2 separate regions of the Mus musculus genome follow, and region 2 is linked to region 1. A link is a contact called in ENCODE Hi-C or POLR2A ChIA-PET data. All regions are on one chromosome and are shown on one strand. The core of a region is the stretch at or near the end of the contact, and the rest is flanking DNA. Distances in the headings are between cores, read along the strand shown. Region 1 holds the start of Pabpc1 (poly(A) binding protein, cytoplasmic 1). Region 2 has its middle 37 kb from the start of Pabpc1.

Region 1 (6,376 bases), core at 1,394-3,893:
ACACTCAGCCCTCATTTAAGTTAGTGCTTGCTAAATGCTTGCTCTCTGACAAAGTAGACCATTTCCCCCTACTTCTGCCCTTTACAATCATGTCTTCATGGGGTCCATTAGAAGACATATGCTAGAGACATATGCTCAGTGGGTAGCAGCACTTGCTCTCCCAAAGAACCCGAGTTTGATTTCCAGGACCCACACTAGGCAGCTCACACCCAACTCTATCTCCAGCTCCAGATCTGATACCCTCGTCTCACCTCTGTGAGCATCATTCATGTGTGGCATACACTCACAAACACACACTTTTTATTTTTAAAGGTAATCTTTTCTTTCAAGAGGATATGTAAAAAACAGTAGGTAAAGGTAGTGATTGTACCTGGTTTTAACTTTTGCTGCCATCTTTGCATATTACAACGGTCTTATGTTCATGTCCTTGGAATGTGTGCTCAGAGGAATATTGCAGGAGTTGGTTCTTACCTCCCATCATGTTGGGCCTGGGGAATCCAACTCAGGTTAGGCAGGGCAATAAACACCTTCACTGAGTTATACTGACAGCTTTCTCAAAGGCCTCTTCCGTTTTCATTTCGTTTTATATTGCTCTTTGCCTAGGAGCTTAAGTACTAAAATGATGTTGTTTTCTTTTAAACACTAACAATGGAATTTTCACTTTCATATTTTGAAGAAAAATTTTAGAATAGATTCTAATAGTAATATCCCACCTGATAAAGTGCTGGGATTCGATATTCACTACACCTTCAGGTTTATATTTATGGTGACCAGAAAAACCATTATTAACGTCCTGAGGATAAGAACTTTGCTTCGTTATCTTTACTTTAGGGTACCCAGCACACGATGGACATTCAATGACTATACTAATGGATTGATTTTAAACTACTTTCCTAGTAGACTGAACGGTGGTGTTTTGATGAATTATTGTTTTAACTAGAGCCTTATTTGAGTAAACAGATTTAGATTACATAGCATAATGTGTCTTCCTAAAGAACAGCCTTAAGCCGGGCAGTGGTGGTGCACCCCTTTAATCCTAGCAATTGGGAGGCAGAGGCAGGCGGATTTCTGAGTTCGGGCCAGCTTGGTCTACAGAGTGAGTTCCAGGACAGCCAGAGCTCCAGAGAAATCTTGTCCCGAAAAAACAAAAAAACAAACAAACAAACAAACAAAGAACAGCCTTAAATGATACTCATGTGTTAAGCATACAACATATTTTTCAAAACTGTTATCTTCCATCAATATGGGTGGGGAGGTGAAGATGGGGGAGAGGGGACAGCATCTGTGTAAGAGTCTCCGGACTTAAATTCTAACTGAGAAGAGTTATAACTAATTTACACTAGGCAATAGGCTAGGCTAACGATCATTGAAGAGCTGAGCAGTCATTTAACTTCTGACACCATTAACGGTAAAAATAGTACTATTTGCTTCACTTCCCACACATCATTGTCAAAGGATGTTTATAGAGGACTTCAAAAACTGTAAAACCTACTAAAGTGGAGTTTTTGGGTTGATGTAATGTCATTTCTACGAGTTGATATATTTGTGCCTATCAATCATTTATATTAATCCCCAAACCCTGGCATCCAAGAGCTAGATTAGGGTGGCCCTGACCTCAGAGATCTGCAAACCCCTCCTGCCTTTCCAAAGCTGGGTTAAAGGCGTGGGCACCACGCCTGGTGAAGTGGGTTAAAAGCGTGGCCAACCACGCCTAGTTAAGCAGGCTATCCAGGTTTGTTTGGGTAAGAGTGACAGATACCGAGTAATTATGAGAAACGCATACTTTAAAGGAAAAAAAATTTTTTTTTCGAGTCCTTTTTACCACTGTAAAAAATGTAGGAAGTGGCTAAGTGATTCCAACAGAACATCTTAAGCGCCAGACTCCCAACTGCCTTTATCCCATCCCCTCCCCTCCCCCTCGTCGGGGCCGCGGACCCGTGCTGGGTCACGCCCGGGACGGTTGGGGTCCGGTTGAGGTCAGCCAGCCCGCGGCCGTTGAGAACTCCAGCTCCCGGCAGGCACCGCTTCCGCGGCCCACGCGCGTGGCGGCGCTGCCCGCTGGGACTCGTAGTGCGGTCCGGGTAGGAGAACGAGGCAGTTACCCTGCCTCCTTCCGCGCACACCTAGGAAACCCGGCCGGCAAGGCTCACGCCCGCCCACCCGTTTCCAGCGCCGCTCGGGGGTGGGGGGCTAGCGAAGCAGAACCTCAGCCGGGGCGGAGGGAAGAGGCCGCCACTAGACGCGCACGTGGGGGGCGGTTGGCGCCCAGAAACCCGGAAGCCCCGCGCGCTGCCCACCCGCTGCGCTGACGGGTTAACGCTCTTTCGGGCGGGGGCGGGGCGTGTGCGCAAGGGGCGTGACCAGCGGCCGCGCCGAGGCCGCCCACTGGCCGTCCCGCCCTTTCCTGGCTTTGCGCAGCGGGAAGTCGGCCCCTGGCTGTGGCGCCTGCGCAGAAGCCCCGCCCCGCCTCGGGCCCAACCCCCACGCCCGCAGCAGCGGCAGCCGCCGCCACCTCTCCCTTCCTCTGCGCTTTCCTCCGCCTCCTCCGGCGCCGTCGCTCGCGTAGGGCCCTGGCGTCAGACGCGCGTGGGCGGGGCGAGTGCGGCGGGGGGTATAAGTAGAGGGTGCAGGAGGCGGTGCTTCCCCTTCTCCCCGGCGGTTAGTGCTGAGAGTGCGGAGTGTGTGCTCCGGGCTCGGAACACACATTTATTATTAAAAAATCCAAAAAAAATCTAAAAAATCCTTTGAAAAAACCCAAAAAAAATTTACAAAAAAATCCGCGTCTCCCCCGCCGGAGACTTTTATTTTTTTTCTTCCTCTTTTATAAAATAACCCGGTGAAGCAGCCGAGACCGACCCGCCCGCCCGCGGCCCCGCAGCTCCAAGCAGGAACCCAGAGACCGAGGCCTTCCTGCCGCCCGGACCCAGCACCGCCAGCCTCGCTCCCCCGGTTCCACGGCCGTTGAGTACGCGTCGATTCCGGTTGAATTTTGTCCCTCTGCGCTCGCCCCCGCTCCCCTCCCCCCGGCTCCGTCCCCCGGCCCCGCACTCGCTCTCCTCCTCTCACGGGAAAGGTCGCGGCCTGCGGCCCCGCGGGCAGCCGTGCCGAGATGAACCCCAGCGCCCCCAGCTACCCCATGGCCTCTCTGTACGTGGGGGACCTGCACCCCGACGTGACCGAGGCGATGCTCTACGAGAAGTTCAGCCCGGCCGGGCCCATCCTCTCCATCCGGGTCTGCAGGGACATGATCACCCGCCGCTCCTTGGGCTACGCGTACGTGAACTTCCAGCAGCCGGCGGACGGTGAGCGGCAGGCCGGAGGGTGGCGGGCGGGCGGCCATGCGGCCGGGGCGGCGGGCCTAGCGGGGCGGGCGAGGGGGCGGGAGGGCACGGCGCCGCAGCCCCTCGCGGGCCGGCACTTCCTCCTCTGCGACCATTTTCTCGCCATCGGTCGCTCTCAAACTTTAGGGCGATGACGCGCCCGGAGGGTGGTTGAGATAGCCTTCACCGCGCTCCCGCCACAAGCTGTGGGATTCGGGGGTTTCGAGTACCCTCCTGGAGCGGCGGGTGGAGGTACCCCTCCATCCCCTGCCCTGGCCCGGCAGTCAGGCCGGGGAGGAAGTACGATTCAGTGTTGGGAAATACCACGTGTTGAACCCTGTAACCTCACAGGCCCGAGGCCTGTTCCTGCCGGTGGCTCAATCGCTGGGAGGAGCCCTAGGCTTTAGAAGAAAGTTAAATAGGGTGATGCCTGGTGGTGGTGGTCCTTAGGGTCGTAAGCTCGTTCCTAATAGCACATCTCTGACCTGTGGACCAGGAAAGGCACCTTATACCATATATAATTGCTTGGGGTTTTCCCTAGATGAAGTATTCTTTAACCATGCCGTGGAGGAGGGGATGTGGAAGACTCTAGGGCACCAGACTCCTTGGCTCATTTTCAAACAAATTAGATCTTAAGTTTAATAGAAGTCGTTATTTAATGTATACATATGTATATTTTTTCTAAAATAGCACCTGTGGTTATGAATTTTAAACATGTTGACCAGTTTTGGTCCTAAATATTAGGGTAACCTGGATCAAATTATGCTGAGTTAATAGCATCCAACTAATGAAAGCTTCTTTGATTTTTCTTTCGTAAAGTGGTTTGGAATATCCATGAATCTTGGGCAATAATTAAGAAGTAACACATTGAGTTTGTTTTAAGTTTGACAATTCACTGAAACAGAAATCTAAGAATCAGATAAGATCTATGGCCTGATATCGTTGGGTTTTTAAATCTAGATGACTCTGATTTAGAAGTCAGCTCTGGGTTTTATTTTAGTAAGGAAGACTGGAATTAAAGAGTGGTCACTAGATTAAAGGTGAGATTTGGGGTAAGCAGCATCTTAAGTGATGCTCTGGTAAGCCAGAAGTTGTAGAAGGGCACAGCAGGTGGCCTGCCCCTTGCTCTCTAAGGGGCACTTTTAGTGTCACTTCATTACAGCTTTCAACTCTGGCAGGTGACAGAATGTAAGGTACAGGAAGGTAGCTTGGGATAGAGTAACCAGAACTTCTATGAAAACAAAACTTGAAAGACTTGAAACTTAGTGGTTTTCTTTTCTTTTTTAAATCCAGACATGCCCAGGTTTTAAAGGTCCTGGGATTTGAAAAGCCGAACCTCAAATTGCCATGGTTATAGTTAACTTTATACATTTGTGTCAGTGGACCAATATTCCAACTGCTCAGAATCTTGCCTCTTCTTTCTTCCATTTATTTTGTGGCTGTATGTTCAATGTTCCATCTTACCAATTTTTTTTAAACCAGCTTTTTCCTTTTTACAGTATTTCCTTACCGATTGCAGTAATGGACTAGGGTTCTGCTAGTGACCAGTTTTCAGTTTTGTAGGGAGATGTGACTCATTAAAAAAAACCCCAAGCTCAAGCAAAGTCAGCAGGACCAGGGGTGCTTAGGAGGTGTGGCCAATTGATAATGAGCTGGCTGCTGATTACTGTGCTCTAGGAGCTAGAAATTTCATTTACAGAAAAGTGGTTGGGGGGACTGTGGTGCTTTCTGCACTTAAACCCAGCACATGTGTTTGTCTGTTGAGTTCTTGGCTAGCCTGGGCTACATGAGTTCAGGAAAGCCAAAGATACACAGTGAGACCTTATCTGAAAGAAAAAGAAAGAAAAAGAGAAAAGGTGGCTGAAAAACTTGTTCTGTCAATAACTACAATTATTATGAGATTTGAAATTTGCTTCAGGTGTTCAAGTGGACTGTTTCCCCCTTGAAGGTCTCATCTCTTTACTTAATGATAGTATTTTTTTTTCATTTAAGACAGGTAATGGGTACATGGCAGAGGTGGCTGGACTCCAGGCCAGCCTGGGCTGCATAGAGATCCTGTATCCAAAAAAAGTTTCAGCTTTAGCACTTCTTTTTATAGTACACTTTTTTTTTTTAATACAAGTATTCAATCTTTTTTGGGGCCTTGAAATTATAGGCTAGGTTTTTTGTTGTGAAGCATAACTATCCAAAAATAAGTGGGATAAATTGTTCATTACAATGATTAAGACTTGACTTTAAAGAGGAAGTTGAGCTGAGGCCACATGGCTATCCTTTTACTCCCTGTCACTGGTAATTTTATACAAAGTGGCTAATGAGGTGTTAGAAGTAATACTTACTCTGAAAATGTGTCTCTTGTAGCGGAACGTGCTTTGGACACCATGAATTTTGATGTTATAAAGGGCAAGCCAGTACGCATCATGTGGTCTCAGCGTGATCCATCACTTCGCAAAAGTGGAGTAGGCAACATATTCATTAAAAATTTGGACAAATCCATCGACAATAAAGCACTATATGATACGTTTTCTGCGTTTGGTAACATCCTTTCATGTAAGGTAAGCTGAGCTATAACAGGTTAGTATTTGCAGCGTTGTGCTACTTTTAGATTTGGAAGAGATCTTTGTGCTGTCTGTTAAATACTGTCATTATTTCTGAAGTTCCTGGGATTGGGTGGCTAACATTTCTACAGAGTAGGAAAGCAATAGCAAGTAGTGAAAAGTGAGTGTTCTGTTTCACCCTAGGTGGTTTGTGATGAAAATGGCTCCAAGGGCTATGGATTTGTACACTTTGAAACACAGGAAGCAGCTGAAAGAGCTATTGAAAAAATGAATGGGATGCTTCTAAATGATCGTAAAGTGTAAGTATAGCTACGTCTACAGTGGATATGGTCAGTCTGCTTTTAATAGTTCTCTATCAGTTTAAAAACAAGTAAATATGTGCTCTTAAAATACAGCGAACTGGAGCTGGACTTAGTAGCATGCCTTTATTAATCCCAGCAATTGAGAGGTAGAAGTGGAGGCAGGCAGATCTCTGTAAGATCTTTGAGGCCCACCTTGTCT
Region 2 (6,376 bases), core at 2,879-5,378, 36 kb before region 1:
AGCACTCAGGAGGCAGAAGCAGGGAATCTCTGTGAGTTCAAGGCCATACTGGGTACAAACAGAGTCTAGGACAGCCTAGGCTCTGAAACGGGAAGAAAACAAACAGACTCCAGCCTTGGAGAGGGCAAGTCAGCAAGGAGGTTTCTTGCACATTTTCATTCTGGGGCTGACTCCATAATGGAAGTGTAAAGTGAAATAAACCCTTCTTCAACACTCCCCCCACCCTCACCCCCACCCCCAAAAGAAAAATACTGTTTTCAACTCTTGGCCTGGCTCCGTGAGGGTAAAGGGTTTTGCCCTGGATCGCCTGACAGCCTGAGTTCTGGCCTCTGGGGCCCATGTGGCTTAAAGTGAGAGATGTTTCCCAAGTTGTTCTGTAACCTTCACAGCTAGTGCTGTGGCTTGCAGGGGCAAGGGTACACACAAAGTGAGCCAATTAAATTGTCAACTCTTCCTCCTTCTATGATGTATAATCAAAAATTACAGTACTGCCTCAAACCTTACACATTTATACAAGTACAAATTGTCAATTTACATTAAAAAAAAAACATAAAAACTTTCAGCTCTCTGGCCATGACTCCTTTACAGTGCTTGGCAGTGTCTGGCCTGTGTTTGATGGCTCCTGAACCCTGATTAGTCATTTAGACTTTAATGTGGGTGAGTTTATCACTGCTTCCTGACAGCAGGAAGGTGAGGAGTCAGGAGGTCAGGGCTTGCACACATCCTGAACATGTCTAAGCCTCGAGCGGTTTAGTGAGGGACTTTATAGATGCTTAGCTTTTGTTCTGTTTTTCTTCCAGTTCATCCTTTTACCCACTCCTCCTCTTCTTCCTCCTTCTCTTCCTCCTCCTCTTCCTCCTTTTCCTCTTCCTGTTCTTCCTCCTTTCTTTCTTTTCTTTTCTTCCTTCCTTCCTTTCTTTCTTTCTTTCTCTCTTTCTTTCTTTCTTTCTTTCTTTCTTTCTTTCTTTCTTTCTTTCTTTCTTTCTTTCTTTTTTTTTTTTCTTCTTTTCCTCCTCCTTCTCTAATGGTCTTTTCAAAACTTAGCAAAGTTGGAGCAGAAATGTGCTTTCCTCCTTGGTGGGCCACAAGCACTTTCAGGATGGTTTTGTGTTTGCATGCACTCTGCCTTTGGCACTGGTCCAGTGCTGATCTACTGCAGAAAGCATATCAGAGCCCCCAGACGGCCTCTCCAGCCCGAGGGGGTTGATAGCTGTCCTGCTCCCTCTGAAAACTCACGTGCTGCCTTATCTCACTGTCCCAGATCCTTGAACTTGAGTTGTCTCATGTTGTTGCTTAAGACTAAGAGTGTTGGATTCCTAGAACTGAAAGAGAAACCCCTGAGATCTTACACCCCTTTTGTTTGTTTGTTTGGTTTTGGTTTTGGTTTTTCGAGACAGGGTTTCTCTGTATAGCTCTGGCTGTCCTGGAACTCACTCTGTAGACCAGGCTGGTCTCGAACTCAGAAATCCACCTGCCTCTGCCTCCCGAGTGCTGGGATTAAAGGCATGCACCACCACGCCCGGCCTGACACCCCTTTTAAGTGGAAGGTCATATATATTTATAAACACTATTATGAATGTCTTATGAATGAAAGCAGTGAACATATGTTGAATTAATCATATATTAAATAAAACTTTGAAATGTGTCACAATAACAAAACCTTGACTCATTAAGAATACAATTACGCTCCGCCCCCTTCCCCTCCGTCCCACCCCCAAACAGGTGAGCTGGTTGGTATAGTTAGTATCAGCCTGTGGTTCCCAGCTGCCTTAGAGACTGAGGCAGGACGATCCCAATTTCAATGTCAGTCTCTGCAATTTAGTGAAACCTTTCTTAGGATGAAAGTAAAAGAAAAGTGGGGGCGTGGCTCAGGGACAACCTGCTAGCCCAGCCTGTGGGAGTCCCTGGCTTCAATACCTCTAGTTCAGAGCCAGGGGCGGGGGAGGGGGAGACACCTGGGGGAGGATCATTTTAAAGTAATTTTGTAACTTCTCAAGTGCAGAGAAAAATATTTACTAGTCATTTGCTAACTATTCAGTCTTTTAAAACATTTATTTATTTATTTATTTATATGTAAGTACACTGTAGCTGTCTTCAGACACACCAGAAGAGGGCATAGGATCCCATTACAGATGGTTGTGAGTCACCATGTGGTTGCTGGGAATTGAACTCAGGACCTTTGGAAGAGCAGCCAGTGCTCTTAACCACTGAGCCATCTCTCCAGCCCCAAGTATTCAGTCTTAACTAAACTTTAAAATATAATTGAATTCATCAATACACATGAAACCCAAAGTCTATAATCTTACACGCGTTCGCGACCGGCCAGGAAAGATCGCAACAAACCGGAATCTTCTGCGGCAAAAGCTTTATTGCTTACATCTTTAGGAGCCAGAGAGCAAGAGAGCAAGAGCTCTATTGCTTACATCTTTAGGAGCCAGAGCGCAAGAGCGCAAGCGAACAAGAGCCAGAGCAAGAGAGAGAAAGGCGAAACCCCGTCCCTTTTTCAGGAGAATTATCCTCCGCCTAGGACGTGTCACTCCCTGATTGGCTGCAGCCCATTGGCCGAGTTGTCGTCACGGGGAAGGCAGAGCACATGTAGTGGAAAACTATCCTTGGCACATGCGCAGATTATTTGTTTACCACTTAGAACACAGGATGTCAGCGCCATCTTGTAATGTGAATGTGAGGGCGGCTCCCCACACTATAAAATACAATTTTTTTTTTTTTGTTAGCTCCAACTGTAATGACCTTTTCACATTTCTCCCTACTGGTGGGTTCTTCCTGATGGCTGTGCACCCACACTTCCCACTACTTAGGATGTCTGTCGCTGCCTTCAAGCAAACTTAGAGGAAAATGAGAACCTGTCTAAGATTCATTAAAAAGAAACACAAGCCGGGCAGTGTTGGTGCACGCCTATAATCCCAGCACTCGTGAGGCAGAGGCAGGCAGATTTCCGAGTTTGAGGCCAACCTGGTCTACAGAGTGAGTTTCAGGATAGCCAGGGCTACACAGAGAAACCCTGTCTCAAAAAACCAAACAAAGAGAAAGAAACACAAAACCTTTTAAGTTGATTAGATGTTCTGCCCGAGATCCAGGCATAAGCGGGGTCATCTGAGTAGCCCTGCTTCATTTGTGATTCCAAATGCTTCTATTTCACCTTGAATTGGTGACTTTTCCTAAGAAGACATTTACAAAGATCTAGTCACCCCTCACAGGACACTGATGACAGACTAAAGAATTGAGTCCATTCAAGTCTAGTTTGGTGAATCAGCAAGCTTAGATTAATTTACAGGACAGGAGCAGTGGTGACCCAATGGCAGATAAATTATCTAAAAGCCTCACCTCAGCCTGGATGATGGGTCAAGAACTCCACACTCCCGGACGGACCAAGTGGTGGACAGTTCCCTCTCAGAGCAACTGTTCTCAGGTTTTATAATCTTTGGCGAGGAGCCTTGGGAATCTGATGCCTTGCTGAGTTTCCTGGACCTTGTGAGTTTAAGTGACCTTTTGAATTGTACGAGCCTCCCCTCTCCCTCCAGAAGAGAATGCTTTACTTCAGAGGCAATGGCTTAAAAACGGGTGTTACTCTAACGTGAGCAAAACGCTGCTTTCCCCTGGGTGGTTAAGAGGCAAATGGACCTCTACATGCCAGAAACTTCAGCTTCATAAGAATGTCACAAGTCCCTGTACTCAGAAGGGCCCTATTCTGTCACTCTCCATTCAATGGTTTTTTTGATCAAAAGGTTTTGAGACTCTTGTGACATTGGGCTTTGCAAAGTATACATCCAGCCCTGCCTGCTGTACCATCCACGCAAAGAGCCTTCAGTAGATACCCTAGGAAGGATTTTGGGATTGTGTGAAGGTTTGTCTCTATAGATTTAATTGTTAATTCTGTACTGGCAGAGAGCTGAACACAGGCAGGATCTCTGCAGTGTTATTTCTGTGGCCCATCGGCAGGTCTCAAATTTTTAAAATATTCCTTCTTCCTCACTAGCCTAGAGGGAATCTAGAATTGTATCTGATTGGCTGTTATGAAGAGCTGATGGCCAGTAGCTGTGTAGGAAATGGAGGGCGGGACTTCCCAGCTGGTGAATGGACAGACCAGAGTGGAGCAGAGGTCGAGCCAGCCTCGTGGCAGGACACAGTGCCAGGATTAGTCGGGTTAAGCTAGATAGCTGGCTGGAAGACTGCCCTAGGTAAACGGCCTAGGCTTTAAACTGTACTTTTAAAAGCCTCTGTGTCATTATTTATACCTCTGGCAGGTCCAAGAGAGTTCCGCTCTAGAAGGAGAGGCAAGTGTCTCGGCTTCATAAGAAAAGGCTTTGTGTGTGAGAGCAAGGTGCATGTACTGTTTCCAGGGCTGTCACTCACCCTTCAGCCTACCTGCACTTCCTACAGTCTACAACCTGCATGCTTGCACATGGCGGACCAGAAAGGACAGTGTGGACAGGTGACTGGAGTCAGGTGAGCCAGATCACATAAACTGCCAATGAATTAGCTGTTTATTCTAGTCTGAGAAAGCCGATGAATGCTAGAGAGATGAATAGTGACGCGTATGAGCACAGAGATTCTGACGCCATGTCTTCATCCACAATGAGATGTCACTAGCTTCAGTGTCAGAATGGAAACGGGGAGGCTGTTGATAGTCCAGCACAGTGACTGGTCCACAATGGCACAATGACTGGTTGTAGCACAAGAAGTGAGATACAAAATGTTTCGGCTTGAATCTAAGAACAGCTTCCTGTAGTACTCCTGCCTGGCCTGGCTGCCTGTAGTACTCCCGCCTGGCTGCAGGAGCTTCTACCTTTGTCCTACATCTTGAGTAACTGTGACTCTTCAGGTCATCCACCACGATAGAGTCGAGGGAGTCTGGGGTGACTCACCTGTTAGGAGAGTACACACTTGCAGGACAAGTCTAGGCTCATTCAGATTAGACTGCAAAGCCATACTCATTAATGAAACAAACTCGAAATTTTTGGCTATATTTATTTTTGGTTATCAAATATTTCTCTTGTATCAATAGGAAATGAAGCTGTTTTTAAAAACCATGAAAAGTGCTCAAGACAAGGAGTGCTGTATCATAGGGACTGCGTTCCCATAGTGATCTCACAAGATATGCAAAATAAGTGGGGCCACTTTGCAGTCAGCACACGACTACGGTTGACAATAAGCCGGTTGGTGGATGCTGCCTGTAGCTGCAGCTTGCTTCCAACAGGCAAAACCTCGCATGCACCAGAAGCAGAGAGCTAAAAGCAGCTGCTTGCAACATGCCTTCATGCACAACTGCCTGCAACATGCCTACACGCACAGCTGTCCAAAGTTTAGAAACAAACAAACAAACAAAACCTACCAACTGAACACTTCAGAAATAAGCTAACTCCAAAATTAACCTCCCGGCCATGTTCACAGTGTGCCTTCACCAACGTGAAGCTGTCTACACTTTACACTATGCAGAGGTGCAATTGGGAGCACAACAGCCCTGAGCCTGGGTTGTGATCTTAGCCTGACACACTCTTTCCAGCACAGGGTAGGTAGGAACAACACCAACTGCTTACATTACCCAGAGGAATCTGGGCTTCCAGGCAAGACATGGCACAGGACAAAGGGAAACACGAGTCTAGAATGCTGGGAAGGAAAGTGATGCCCATAAACCAGGACAGTGTCACAATCAGACTCCAGTGGGTCTACTCAAGCAGATTGGAGCAGGAGGAGGCTTAGGAGGAGGAGGAGGAGGAGGAGGAGGAGGAGGAGAAGGGAGAGGAGGAGGAGGAGGAGGAAGAGGAGGAGGAGGAGGGAGAGGAGGAAGAGGAGGAGGAGGAGGGAGAGGAGGAGGAGGAGGAAGAGGAGGAGGAGGAAGAGGAGGAGGAGGAAGAGGAGGAGGAGGAGGAGGAAGAGGAGGAAGAGGAGGGAGAGGAGGAGGAGGAGGGAGAGGAGGAGGAGGAAGAGGGAGAGGAGGAGGAGGAAGAGGAGGAGGAGGAGGAGGAGGGAGAGGAGGAGGAGGAGGAGCAGGAGGAGGAGGAGGAGGAGGAGGAGGAGGAGGAGGAGGAGGAGGATAGAACCACAGCAGTTTGGGAAACAAGTTCTCCAAGTAGACACAAACCTGAAAAACAGTTTTCATATGGCAGCTTGGAGCAAGAAAGGGTGCCGGGGATCCTATGTGAGATTTGAGACTTAGGAACACAGGCTGGGTCTTGGTGCTGCCACTGGGCCACCTTGACCATCTCCCATAGCTGTCTGGTTTGTCTTGGTTTGCATCAATTGTTACCAGGGACTTTTCCAGTGCTTGTCCCATGAGTCACCTTTGCAACCTGTGACACCGTGTGCCATACTGCTTCTGTGAAGTCCTCTGGCCTCTGTTCCCTGACACCACTCCCAC

Evidence for each region. A loop is a pair of places that touch in the nucleus more often than their neighbours do. ChIA-PET counts read pairs that join two places held with the same protein, here RNA polymerase II (POLR2A).
Region 2: a map of heart shows a loop between it and region 1 (4-fold over the local background). The contact joins the enhancer-like site here to the promoter of Pabpc1 in region 1. A Hi-C loop is called at or near these places in 5 of 37 maps with a recorded cell type or tissue (T-helper 1 cell, T-helper 17 cell, heart and 2 more). POLR2A ChIA-PET finds 5 or more read pairs at or near these places in 4 of 5 experiments (Patski and embryonic stem cell).

The regions. Positions count from the first base shown.
Region 1 is chr15:36,605,240-36,611,615 of GRCm38, reverse strand. Pabpc1 (poly(A) binding protein, cytoplasmic 1) reads left to right here and starts at 2,643. Exons shown (of 15, transcript NM_008774.3): 1 at 2,643-3,302; 2 at 5,679-5,872; 3 at 6,059-6,174. The coding sequence starts at 3,110.
Region 2 is chr15:36,642,996-36,649,371 of GRCm38, reverse strand. No RefSeq gene overlaps it. Among named protein-coding and RNA genes, the nearest start is that of Pabpc1, 37 kb to the right of the region's middle. Within about 2 kb of position 4,128, at least 2 of the 3 ENCODE cell types and tissues checked have a DNase peak (open chromatin) inside an H3K27ac peak, as active enhancers do; they include heart, where a contact is called at or near this core.